2 separate regions of the Mus musculus genome follow, and region 2 is linked to region 1. The links are chromatin loops, found by intact Hi-C in ENCODE. Cell type or tissue: gastrocnemius. All regions are shown on one strand. Each heading gives the region's core, and the rest is flanking DNA. Links, peaks and the distances in the headings are about the cores only. Region 1 has its middle 15 kb from the start of Pcnx4. Region 2 has its middle 29 kb from the start of Dhrs7.

Region 1 (7,029 bases), core at 2,553-5,052:
ACAGCTTTGGAAACAAATCCAATATTAGCAGCTGTCAGAATACATCTTTTAACTGATTAATATTTTCTTATGGGAATTATTAAAAAGTACTTACACATAAATATGTTTATTATATATTTATAAGGCTAGAAAAATTTTAGCAACTTAAATAATGTGTGCTTTTGTGGTTGAGAAAATTACAGTATTTTTCTTGGTTGAACATAACACACACATTAAAATTATAACTATGGCCAGGTGTGTATTAACTCCTTTCATCCCAGCATTTGGGAGGCAGAGGCAGGTTGATGTCTGAGAGTCTGAGGCCAGTCTAGTCTACACAGCTAGTTCCAGACCATCCAGAGATACACTAAGACCCTGTCACACTCACACACAAAAGATGATCATACTGTCTTTGTAATATCATGGAAAACACAAACACATAACATAAAAGCTGAATGAAGTATTCTAGTTCTGAAAAAATATGCAAATGAGAAAACTTGGAGAAATTTAACTGACAATTTTGTTAGTGTCGTGATGATGTCTTGATGCTACTTTGAACACTCATTTTATGTCTGTTTTCTAAGCATCACGTTTTATTTTGATAGAGCAAGCTATTCTAATGTATAACAGTCTTTTTGCGTGTTGCTGTGGGAATGGAAAGTGGTATAGCTGCTGCGGAAAGTATGGTGGCTCTTTAAAAAATAAATTAGAACTACCATATGATCTAGTACCCAGCAGAAGTGAAAAGAAGGATTCAAGTGGATGCTTGTACACATATGTTCACATATGTTCATAGAAAGGTCACTTAAAATAGCACAAAGGTGAAGGAGTTGTTAAACCAAGTGTGGTGTATACACACAGTGGATTCTTAGTCATCTTTAAGTGGGTAGACAAGTGTGACACATACTGCAACATGAATAAGCCTAAAGGCATGTCTGTGAAATACTCCACTCACAGTTTATCATACTGGCATAATTATACGAATATGAGTTACTTATAGTAGTCAGAGCCATAAAGACAATAGCAAAACGACAGGTACCTTGGATAGAGGACAGGGAGGCTATTTAATGGGAAGAACAAGGTTTTGAAGTTTTCAAGATAAAATGACTTTAACGATGAATGATGATGATGATGGTGGCTGAAAATGAACTGCACATTAGTATAGTTTAAAATGATAAACTGCATGTCTTCCTCACCACAACCTACACCAACAAAGTGGCTAAGGTGGGACGAGAGGTGCAGCTTGGTTGGCCGAGTGCTTACTTTGCACTCAAGAGGACCTGGGTTCTATAAACCAGACACAGTAGCATACATTGACTTGTAATCCTAGTACTCAGGAAATAGAGGTGCCTGGAGCAGAGATTCAGGTCATCCTCTGCCTAAGGAGTTGGAGGTCAGCCTAGGCTACTTGAGATCCTATCTCAAAATACACATACATGCATCATTAAATAACACGTAAATTATATATAATGCATATAAAAATAAAAGAAGTGGGGCTGAAGAGATGGCTCAGCAGTTAAGAGCACTGACTGCTCTTCCAGAGGTCCTGCGTTCAATTCCTAACAACCACACGGTGGCTCACAACCATCTGTAATGGGATCTGATGCCCTCTTTTGGTGTGTCTGAAGACAGCTGCATTGTTCTCACATACATAGAATAAATAAATAAATCTAATAAACAAACAAACAAATAATTGCTCTATATATTTTATTGCAAAAGTTTCTAAGGGAAAATCCTCAAAGATATGGGTACAGGTGAAAAATTCCTGAATAGAACAGCAATGGCTTGTGCTGTAAGATCGAGAATTGATAAATGGGACCTCATAAAGTTGCAAAGCTTCTGCAAGGCAAAAGACACCGTCAATAAGACAAAAAGACCACCAACAGATTGAGAAAGGATCTTTACCTATCCTTAACCAGATATGGGACTAATATCCAATATATAAAAGAACTCAAGAAGGTGGACTCCAGAAAATCAATTAACCCCATTAAAAAATGGGGCTCAGAGCTGAACAAAGAATTCTCACCTGAGGAATACCGAATGGCTGAGAAGCACCTGAAAAAATGTTCAACATCCTTAATCATCAGGAAAATTCAAATCAAAACAACCCTGAGATTCCACCTCACACCAGTCAGAATGGCTAAGATCAAAAATTCAGGTAACAGCAGATGCTGGCGAGGATGTGGAGAAAGAGGAGCACTCCTCCATTGTTGGTGGGATTGCAAGCTTGTACAACCACTCTGGAAATCAGTCTGGCAGTTCCTCAGAAAATTGGACATAGTACTACCGGAGGATCCCGCAATACCTCTCCTGGGCATATATCCAGAAGATGTCCCAACCGGTAAGAAGGACACATGCTCCACTATGTTCATAGCAGCCTTATTTATAATAGCCAGAAGCTGGAAAGAACCCAGATGCCCCTCAACAGAGGAATGGATACAGAAAATGTGGTACATTTACACAATGGAGTACTACTCAGCTATTAAAAAGAATATATTTATGAAATTCCTAGGCAAATGGATGGACCTGGAGGGCATCATCCTGAGTGAGGTAACCCAATCACAAAGGAACTCACACAATATGTACTCACAGGTAAGTGGATATTAGCCCAGAAACTTAGGATACCCAAGATATAAGATACAATTTGCTAAACGCATGAAACTCAAGAAGAACGAAGACCAAAGTGTGGACACTTTGCCCCTTCTTAGAATTGGGAACAAAACACCCATGGAAGGAGTTACAGACACAAAGTTTGGAGCTGTAACGAAAGGATGGACCATCTAAAGACTGCCATATCCAGAGATCCATCCCATAATCAGCTTCCAAATGCTGACACCATTGCATACATTAGCAAGATTTTGGTGAAAGGACCCAGATGTAGCTGTCTCTTGTGAGACTATGCCGGGGCCTAGCAAACACAGAAGTGGATGCTCACAGTCAGCTAATGGATGGATCACAGGGCTCCCAATGAAGGAGCTAGAGAAAGTACCCAAGGAGCTAAAGGGATCTGCAACCCTATAGGTGGAACAACATTATGAACTAACCAGTACCCCGGATCTCTTGACTCTAGCTGCATATGTATCAAAAGATGGCCTAGTCGGCCATCACTGGAAAGAGAGGCCCATTGGACACGCAAACTTTATATGCCTCAGTACAGGGGAACGCCAGGGCCAAAAAGGGGGAGTGGGTGGGGGAGGGTATGGGGGACTTTTGGGATAGCATTGGAAATATAAATGAGGAAAATACCTAAAATAAATAAATAAATAAAAAGAAATGAAAGTGAAAAGAAAGAAAAACTTAAAATAAATAAAATAAAATGAAAAAATTTTATATGAAAAAAAAAGTTTTAGAAAGGACTAAGGGGATAGGATGTCTTTTTCTGTGTTAGAAATAAAAAGGCATCTATCTTACAAAATAAAAGCACAGTACAATTAAATATTGAATCCACAGAGCAGCTTGATAAAGAATCTTAAATGTCACCAAATTATCTTCTATTTAAAAGTGAAACTTGTGATTTTAAAAATCTGTATTCCTTGAGTCTTTTCTGCGCCTTTCTTTTCCTTGGCCCCTAGGTGGCAGCAGAGAGCAGAAGTGTCAGCAGGTAGTGGTAAAGAAGTGTGGCTGTGAGATTGCAGTGAGCTTTGTTTTGAGTGCTCACTCACAACTCTGTAGACATAAAGACACTTTCATGAACGGTGGGAAACTGGAGGTCCAGAGAAGTAAAGATTGTATAAATTCATAACAACAGGCCTGTCTATCCCAGGTCTTTGATTTACACTACAGTGTTGTTTAGACTCTATGCCATGTCACTCTTAAAAATATCACATAGAACATTCAGTTCTTGCTTTCCTTATCATAAAGTTATTTTATTAAACATAAAACTCTTGTATGGCTCTTGTGCCTATGGGTCTGTTTTGGGGATGTTATTTTTATATTCTCGTAAGTTTCTTTTCTCATCCTTTTAACCCTAAGAGGGGTTGTATTTTCTTTGCTCTTTAGAGTAACATATTTTATAAATTTATCTCACACTCTTCATAATCAATATTCTCTAAATCACTATAATTTACTCAGAATAAATTTATAAATTATTCAGAATAAAAGCGATACCACCCTTCTTACCTTAGACTGAGGTTCGGAATCACTTGTTGGTTGCAAATGACAGCAATTTTATTGCCCCAAAGGAACATACTGGTTGTCTTACTGGGAAGTCAGAGGATGTCTTGAGACATCATCTGGAGACTCAAATATTAGTCAATAATATCACCTTGTTTTCATTGCCTTACCCTTTGAAGGCTCTTCCGCTGGCAGGCAAGTGGCCGCCAGAGGCCTGTGTCACACCCTCCCACTTATCAATTGTCACGAAGAACATAAACTAAAGAAACCACTCCCTAAGTCCACATCCCAACTGTAGGCTGCGTGACTGGCAGTCCCAAAGATGACTCACAGAACAGGGGTAGACTTTCAAACAAAAAGTCTGAAGAATCAGTCTGGGGAAATCAGACACAACAGAAGAGTTTTGCTGTCTACTGAGCCAGGGTTTGCTTACGTTAATAATGAAATGGAGTCTTTATTCAGACTGATAGATCACTACTGCTCCTGTCCCAGCCACTGTAGCATTTATGCCACTTGGTGGACTGCACAGCTGTCTTCCTAACATTTAAATTCCGTTCCTTTATGAAACTTGCTACCAGCAGGACCGTAGTGGGAAGGCAGGCTCCATGCCGTTAGGGAAGTTGAGAGGTTCAGATGCTCTTCTTAAGCACTGTAAAGGGTTTGGTAGGGGGCCTAAGTTTGGCCATTTTCCCGGGGCTTTCAATGCAGACAGGTTAGAATGCATGGGGGCAGAGACAGGTCCAGTTCTGCCTGATGGCAGCCAGTGCTGTCAGGGCCAGGAGTGCTCGGCTCGCTCGTGCAGTAAGCAGTGTGCCTGGGACAGCGTGAAAGGCACTGGCAACCTAATTAATTAATGAACAACGTAATCTTGAGCTTGCCACTCGGCTCCTCAAGCTCTCAGTCTCAAAGCTCATTTTTCACTCTTTCTGCAGAGGAAGCTATCTAATATGTATATAAAGTGGGTTTTCTCTTTCAGCCCAAACCACTAATTGGTAAATAGCTAATTCTTAGTATAGTTATGTTTCCAAGTTGCTGGTGATGGGTAAATTAAGATTATGATTCATCTTTTTCATGTATTTAACAGCTTTAAATTATAGAATTTATTATCCCTTCAGATCCCTTTATAGTGATATTAAATTGATTAAAGCCATAAAGCATATTAATACATTTAAGGGATATTTAAAAATACATACAACTTTTTTCAACTAATGAAAACCATTTGTTATTAATACTTCCATGTTCTGTATGTACTGCATGGCATCTAGTTTCAAGTTTCTATAACTGTACCCTTGCAGCTTTGCCATTGATAGAGATTGCCATCTTTTTGAGTGGAAGAAGTTCACCATAACTATGATGATCATAAGGTTGTGAGAATTTACTATAATTATATAAGATAGTTTTTTTTATGTATCCACATAAATGCATATAGATATGTTTGTAAAATACTAGGTGTAGACTATGTTCTTTCAAAATTCTAATGGTGGCAGTTTAAATACTTTCTGTTGTTTCTAATGGCTCAATACCTAAAGTGCCCTTCCAAGGTAAATTAACTAGGGAAATGTGCCCGTTCTGACTTCGTTCGTGAATGACTGCATTCATTCTCTTTAGATGTAGCTCTCCACTTGCTGTTCCTCAGCACTCTCTATAGAATTCCGCTTGCTCTGCTTTTCGCCTATCTTTTAAGTTTGACATAGATGGTTGGAGCAAGTCCATTGCTCCAATTGTATGTCTCTCACAAAGCTCTGCCGTGCTTCAGTCTCCCATTGTGCCGGGCTTGCCTGAGTGCTCCGCGCAGGGCAGTTCACTCTGCTTTCTGTGTGCTCAACCCATTTGTGCCCATTCTTTCTGAAAACACTCGTTCATCTGGGATCCCAAATTGACTTCTCCCTATTCTGTGTCCTTAACTAGAAATGCACCATTAATGTTGATTGAGCTCTCACAAAGCCCTCCGTAAAGCGTGAAAGGCTATGTGAGACCAGGCACACTGTTCGCAAATACCTGTCTGAGGCAAATTGAGAGGAAGAAATGAGAAATAATTGGAAACTTTACACACACACACACACACACACACACACACACACACACACACACACACACTAGATTAGTCTTTTTTGGTTGCTCATAGAGACAGTTGTAAAACCTTTTGAAGGGAAGAGAGAGAGAACTCCAAGCTATATATACAGACCGAACAAAGAGTGAAGCTAAATCAGTAAAATTATCACAAAGAGTTTCAGAAAAAAACAAAACAAAAAAACAACCAACCCTCCTATTATGGTAAGGAAGCCGTAAGGCACACAGGCAGTGAATATGAGCTACAGTGTTTAAATGTTACCAACTTTATTTTTTAAAAATAAAGTATACAGCTGTTGCATTTATGATTTACACAATAGTAAGATCACTTTTTAAAAAACTACTGGTAAGAAATATTTTAATACATTTATAAATTAATTAGAATCATAAAATTACAAACTATAAAATGTACAATTATGAGTTTACATTTACACAACTGTAAAATCATACATTTTTAATACTTGTGAAAATGTAATTCATTTTAAAATGTCCCAAAATGTGTTATCCTGATGCACTTCTGACTCAGGACCCATAGAAATGGTCCCTGTCACAGCCTGACCAGAAAAGAAGGCATGGTCTAATGTTCTAGTGTCTTCTATTAAATCATTAATTAGATATATGTCATTACAAAAGCAAAATTCTAAGATAAAGTGCACACATTGAATCTGAAAGGCGCCTTTTGAATAAATAAGTTAAATTAAAATTAAAAGATTAGTGCTATATGGTATAATTGATATTTTTTAAAGATAAAAATATGTAGAAACAGACTGCTTTTAGTAAAATAACAATGTGTTCCTGGCTGATCTAGTTCTAAAAAGCAGCTGTGACCTTAAACAGTAATTTAGTATCGGTTTTCTGCACAAATAT
Region 2 (7,029 bases), core at 1,783-4,282, 170 kb before region 1:
GTGGCACACAGACTAATGTGGAGGAAAAATATTCTTGTGCATACTATAAAACAAAATAAAATAAACAAATCCTGTAGTCTACCCACCTATCCATCCTTTCATTTAGTCTATCAATGTTTTTCATCTTCCTGTAGTTGGTACAATGTGAGAACTTAGAGGCAAAAATCAAAATACTGTATACTTCATTCATGCCCATAGCCCAGAAAGTATTACTCTGTCTCTCTCTCTCTCCAAATCTCAAACCATCAGTTTGATTAGTTCTCTGATAGAAGTAAAAAGGGTTGTTTGAGAACATGCAAGCTGAATAAGAACTGAACCTAAGAGGATCCAAGAAATCTAGCCTCGTTCAGAGGAGAAGGCACTGGGTCTGAGGACAAGGTAGGAGCTTTGGAAGCATGGTGGTGGTGTGCTGGGGAAAGGCTGATGTTCTTGTTTCTGGCTTGAACACCTAGACGAATGATGGTGGTGGTAGTTAAGGAGGAAGGTGTAGAAGGAGAGACTCGTAGGCTTGTTACTTAGAAATGATGCCGCTCAGTTGTCTAGCATCCACAACATCACAGGAGCCTGAATGACAGGGAAGAAAACAATGTTCTGCTGTATGCCAGTTAAGGAAAGTAGATGTTCCCCAGGCGTGGTGCACACGCCTTTAATCCCAGCACTCAGGAGGCAGAGGCAGGCGGATTTCTGAGTTCAAGGCCAGCCTGGTCAACAAAGTGAGTTCCAGGACAGCCAGGGCTACACAGAGAAACCCTGTCTCGAAAAAAACAAAAACAAAAACAAAAACAAAAAAAAAGGAAAGTAGACATTCTAGTTCATTTAAATTTCCCCACATCATATGAATCTGACACTTTTGTTTCTACCTCTTACCTCTACCTAGGTAAGAAGGCTATACTAAAGACACTAAAGCCCATGTTCTTCCCAAGATCAAGGGGTGCAGAGTCTGGTTTGAGAACATTGAACTCAGAAAAGAAGGCTAACTCTATTAACTTTGTCTTAGAAAACTATCTAGTGGGCTGGCGAGATGGCTCAGCAGGTAAGAGCACTGACTGCTCTTCCTAAAGGTCCTGAGTTCAAATCCCAGCAACCACATGGTGGCTCACAACCATTGGTAATGAGATCTGACTCCCTCCTCTGGTGCATCTGAAGCCAGCTACAGTGTACTTACATATAATCAATCAATCAATCAATCAATCAATCAATCAATCAATCTTTGGGCCAGAGCGAGCAGAGTTGACCAGAGTGAGCCGGGCAGAGGTCTTAAAAATTCAATTCCCAACAACCACATGAAGGCTCACAAACATCTGTACAGCTACAGTGTACTCACATACATTAAATAAATAAATAAATCTTAAAAAAAAAGAAAAGAAAGAAAACTATCTAGTATGTCTACTGATACTATCAGATCATGGAGGTTATAGGCGTAACCAACTACTCTCTGGTTGGATGTGAGGCTTGCTTCACAGGAAGGAATTCACACTTGTTACTCTAAATTTGCTCAAAAGTCAATAGTTCAGGAGACCATAGGTCCTGGGGCAAAACTACTACTGCCATTTTTCCTTTTTTCCTAAATGGACACATCATCAAACTGTCTTCTAAATATTTATGTTTCTATTCTTAGGTTAGTGCTGCTCTCGGCCTTAGGCAGCAAGGCATCTTTCTGCAGAGGGCAGCAGACAGCGTGAGACACTCAGAGCTCATCAGCCTGCTTAGGATAAGTGACTACTGAGTGATCAGCTCCGAGTGGGACATTTCTGTCAACCCCCACGAGGCTCCTCGAGCATTGAAGAAATGGGGGCAAAAAGCATGTAAGAGCCAGGGGAGGGGACGGGTGCTGTGAGGTGCCGCCTGCTGGACATGCATCCATCAGCAGCTGTCCTGTCACCTCGATGCAGATTTAGTTGTCTGCACAAGAGCAAACCAGCAAGTTCAGCCAGTATTCCAGGGGCATATGGTGGGGTGTTTGGGAGGAATGGGAGTGGAATTGGAGGAGGGTACGATCAAGATACATTGTATACATATATAAAACAGCTAAAGAATAATGAAAGATTTTAAAACGGCATCTAGGTGTTTATGGCACAGTAATTTATAGTCCAGAATTTAATTTTTTTTTTTTTTTTGGAGAGGTACACAGTAGTTTCTTTTACTACTGTTTATTTTTCTTGCATTGAAATGTCAATCTTTTACTCGGACTTTAGTCATCTGTGACACTGTTACCACGCCGGGTGTAACATGTGGCCAGCTGACTCCCATCCAAACTGTAGTTTAATCTGCCTTCATGGAAACATAACGTTGGCACTGTGGGAGAGGCGGGCAGGGCAGTAGTGCCAACAGCTGAAATTCTGTCTCCAGAAGCTAAACGGTTATCCTGTGCGCTGAATGAGCGGACACACGGTCAACACAACAGCTGCTGATGTCACAAGGAGAGGTTTACTGCGCTTATTTTTAGGGTTGCCAAAGTGGAAAAACAGCCCCACTTAACCGGACATTTCTCCCATCGCTCTCTTTCTCTTTTCTAGGTCTCATCTGCCTTTCTGTCTCTCTCCTTCATTAACACATTTGAATTCACCTTTCAAAGTTGTAGTCCTGGAAACCAGGAAGCCAAAGAGTCTCTTAAAGAAAAACAACAACAACAACAACAACAACAACAACAACAACAACAATTTATTTTGAGCAGTCGAACAGCAGAGGAGAACACCCAGACAGCTCGGATTGGCCAGTTTCTATGTATGCGCCGTTGAAATTAAGAAACATTTTCAAAAATTCTATTCGTCACCTTGGACCCACTTATTTAACAGTAAATATAAGCCAACCAGTAGAGGGCAGTGCTGACTTGTTCCTTAAAACCCTCAACAGTAAGGGCAATTTTAGTAGTGAAAAAAAAATTTTTTTTTAATGTAAAGTTGAGCAATCAAATAGATGAGAAGATTTCAAGGGCAATGAGTCACAGCAACACATGGTTGATGCAAACAGGTTGTCACAATTTTCCTGGGACATAAATTAAATACTTGTTTCACAACCTGCCTTTTTCATGTTTGCTTCTTCCGCATGTGGCACTGTGGCCATCAGAAAATCCTTCCGTGCTCTCGGAACCTCACCTTTCTCATTAGAAAATGATGTATTTGGCACAGATGAGAGTTAGCTTCCCTTTGAGGGAACACTAGTCTACGAAAGAGAATGCTAAATAAAATAATTTTGTAGACAGACCTCCTGGAGAAGTTTAAGGGGACCGTACCCCATCCTCACTGATCATTCTCATTGCCGAGTTAGCTACTCCAAATCCTTGGCAGCGCTTTCTAGAAAACACCTGGGGCCAGAGTGTGAGTCATGCAAGGAAATACACCGACCCTGGCCTTCCCTTCCCTTTATCAACTAAGAAGTTACTACCCCTAGTAGCAGCGTAAGGTATTCTTGATATATACCACTGCTTCGGATGCCTTGCGCCGTTTGCTTTCTAGTGTGTTAACATCGCTTGGGCTCCTGGCTCTAGCTTCTTCCCCACGCCAGGAGCATCATGGCTTTTGCTGTCACACAGAACTGTTTCTGTAAGGACCCAGGCAGTCAAGGTAGCCGGCGCTTTGCACGTGTGGATTTCACAACTGTGGAGTCCATCAGCTGTGGATGGAAAATATTCCTTTTAAAAATCGTGTTCATATTGGGCATGCCTTTTGGTTCCCACTACCCATCATGGCGTTAGTCCCTAAACAATGCAGCATCACACCTATTTACATAGCATTGACATTGTATGCGTTGCATGTATGAGACTCTGGGTTGGATCTTCAGCCATACACTGGACACTGTGGTACACAGTTGTAATTTACAATTTGGGAAGTGGAGGTAAGAAGACCATAAATTCAAAGCCAGCCTGGATTACAGATGTATTTTTGAGGTCAGCCCAGGACATATCTCAACACCGAAAGACAAAAGTAAAAAAGAACCTTGAAGAACTGAGAGAGAAGCCATTCATCATGTGCAAAGGACCTTTAATAAATTAATTAGCAGAGTCCTCCTTAGTCAGTGGGACCAGGAAGGTAGAGGCTTACTTTGGAAAGAGGCTCATTTTCTTTTTTTTTTCTTTTTTTTTTTTTAAAGATTCATTTATTTATTATATGTAAGTACACTGTAGCTGTCTTCAGACAATCCAGAAGAGGGAGTCAGATCTTGTTACAGATGGTTGTGAGCCACCATGTGGTTGCTGGGATTTGAACTCCGAACCTTTGGAAGAGCAGTCGGGTGCTCTTACCCACTGAGCCATCTCACCAGCCCGAGGCTCATTTTCTATGCTTTCAATCACCCACAGTCAACTAAGATTGAAAATATTAAACAGATGTTGGACAGTGGTGGCACACATCTTTAATCCCAGCACTTGGGAGGCAGAGGCAGGTAGATCTCTGTGAGTTCGTGGTCAGCCTGGTCTTCAGAGTGAGCTCCAATACAGCAGAGATACACAACAAACCCTGCCTCAAAAAAAAAAAATAAATAAAAAAGAAAGAAAGAAAGAAAAAAAGGAAGGAAGGAAGGAAGGAGGATAGAAAATTTTAAAGGAAAGCATCACAAATAAGCAATTCATAGATTGATTTTTATTTTATTTTTTAACCTTTTTGGGTGGTGGGAATAAAATCTAGGGCTTTGTGCAAGCTAAGTAATTTCTCTATGGCTGAGCCACATCCACAATCTGGCACCACTGCATACATTTCAAATTGCATGTCACTGTGAATAGTATGATAAAATTCATGCTGTCCAGCTCCACCTAGCCTGGAGTATAGACTGTCTCTTCTAGTGTCTTCATGGTGTATATGCTACCATACATTCTGCACTCAGTCTGGGTTATGAGATCAACTGTCACAGTACTGAAGTACTTACGTTCAATCCCCCATATTACTGGGTGTGTTTGCTACATGCATATATTCTCAGTATTAGGAAGCCTGAGGCAGAGGATTTCAAATTTATGACTGGGTCAGGCTACATAGCAAGACCCCATCTCAACAAAAGAAAACAAAACCTAGGACTAGGAGCAAAGCTCAGTGCTCAGAGATAGAACACTTGCTCCTGGTTTGATCCCCAACATCACCACGAGCAACCCATTGATCAAGCAAGCAAATAAGTAAAAAAATTGTTTTACTTAATAATGATGACAAAGTGCAAGATGACAAAGTGGCACCGGAAACTAGGGTACAAAGGGCAGCCGTGATGTGTTTCCTTTAAGTGATAAAGTGGAGGTTTATCGTGTTTATTCTATAGAGTTCAGTACCATCCACAGCGTTCACAGTGGGTCTGAGAGTAGCTCTCCTACACACAACTGTAGACGACTCTGTTTTAAATGTTGAAAACAGACTTCACTGAGGCATAGCGCTCACTTTAAAGAGAATAAGAGAGTTGACTCTGGAGCCCACTGCTAGTGCCCCAGTAACACAGAATCAGATTATCCCAAATACTGTGTTTCAATGTGGCAACAGTTTCACAAGTTTTTATGGTAACAAGGAATGTTACAAGTTACAAATCAGGGTTTCCCACCCTCTTCTCTCCATATTGGTAGAAACATCAGATAGGTTACAGCAAAGCAGGCACATCTCTGTTCTGGGTCTCAGATGTTAGATGTTAAAGTTAAAAACCTGTTTATACATGTCAAAAAGGCTAGTCATAAGACCCTGTAGCCAGGAGGGTGTCAGGCTGAGCATTGAGGAGGGGAAATAAATGGTTAATATGGAGAGGAGGACAGCAATAGAGAATTTGGCTCTCAACTTTCCACAGTTACTGAAATTTTAGTTAGCCAATAGGCCTTATAGAATATTTAAATTCTGCCTTGTCACTGGGAACTTCACTCCTCAGCTGCTCCTACAGGCCAGTGCCACAGTTTGTGTACACAGATGACAAACATTGCCTTATATGCTACAGTGCTAGGAAGGCTAGGTCCTAGAATCTGACATAGATCAATAGGCAGGAAGAAGTTTTCAGGAGAGATAATAGTTGGTAAAGCCGTAAAGGAAGAAATCTCTGGGTCATTTGAAACATATTAGTCATCATGATATGAATTTTGTTTCCCCCCACTCTCCATCCGTCATAACATTTGCAGATGACACATAAAACTTAAAGTTAAAATAATTAGGGATGTAGGGGCTGGAGAGATGGCTCAGCAGGTAAGAGCACTGACTGCTCTTCTGAAGGTCCCAAGTTCAAATCTCACAACCATCCGTAATGAGATCTGATGCCCTCTTCTGGTATGTCCAAAGACAGCTACAGTGTACTTATGTATAATAATAAATAAATCTTGGAGCTAGAGCAAACAGAGGTCCTGAAAATTCAATTCCCAACAACCACATGAAGGCTCACAACCATCTATACAGCTACAGTATACTCACATACATAAAATAAATAAATAAATCTTTAAAAAAAGATTTAAAAAATAATAATAATTAGGGATGTATCATGGCCTAAAGAAGTGAAGGTGATAGATGATGGTAACACATTTTAATCAGCCAAAAGTAGCATATTTTTTAACTAAGTTGACTCTGTGTTTCCCCCTGGGCCTAGAGTTACTTGTCCTCCATGGAATAAAGCCTTTGACATTATTATCTTAAGTTAGTTTGGAAAGGTAAGTGGACAGCCACAATACAGAAGAAATTAAATAATGATATAGAATTTCATTACATTTTCTTTTAACAGAGTTGACTGTTGCCACATATCAAATGTTATTAGTGGTAGGGATAGAAATAGAAGGTCAGGCTTGTAAGAATTAGGATCCCCTAATTTTTGTAGGCACAACCAAGTCTTATTTCTCATTTTATAGTAAGAAAGGGACACGGAACACCAATAGAAGTCACTTGTAAATATTATCCATTAACTTTGTATTGGCAAAATATAGCTATTATTTTATTTTAAAAAAACGCTAGTGAACTGAAGCATGGGACACCTTAAACACTCATTTAACCAAGAAACACAAGCTCTCACGTTCTAATTGTCTATGAAAGTTACTATAGTTCAATTCTAATTGGGCTTTTAATTTTAGGAGGTGTTTTGCTGCTATAATTGTTC

What was found. A loop is a pair of places that touch in the nucleus more often than their neighbours do. Peaks named below come from ENCODE experiments on the same cell type or tissue, not always from the same donor. Only the 100,000 strongest peaks of a DNase experiment are listed, where the experiment ranks them.
Region 2: a loop joins it to region 1, with 4 times the contacts of the local background. A loop is called at or near these places in 11 of 42 quality-filtered maps.

Annotation. Positions count from the first base shown.
Region 1 is chr12:72,517,372-72,524,400 of GRCm38, reverse strand. It overlaps a transcript of Lrrc9 not described here. Among named protein-coding and RNA genes, the nearest start is that of Pcnx4, 15 kb to the left of the region's middle. In gastrocnemius, for the core only: a CTCF peak has its summit at 3,540 (motif pointing right); DNase peaks (open chromatin) are centred at 3,563 and 4,837.
Region 2 is chr12:72,689,920-72,696,948 of GRCm38, reverse strand. No RefSeq gene overlaps it. Among named protein-coding and RNA genes, the nearest start is that of Dhrs7, 29 kb to the right of the region's middle. In gastrocnemius, for the core only: CTCF peaks have their summits at 1,838 (motif pointing left) and 2,816 (motif pointing right); DNase peaks (open chromatin) are centred at 1,813, 2,310 and 2,779; H3K4me3 peaks cover 1,103 bases; H3K27ac peaks cover 1,270 bases.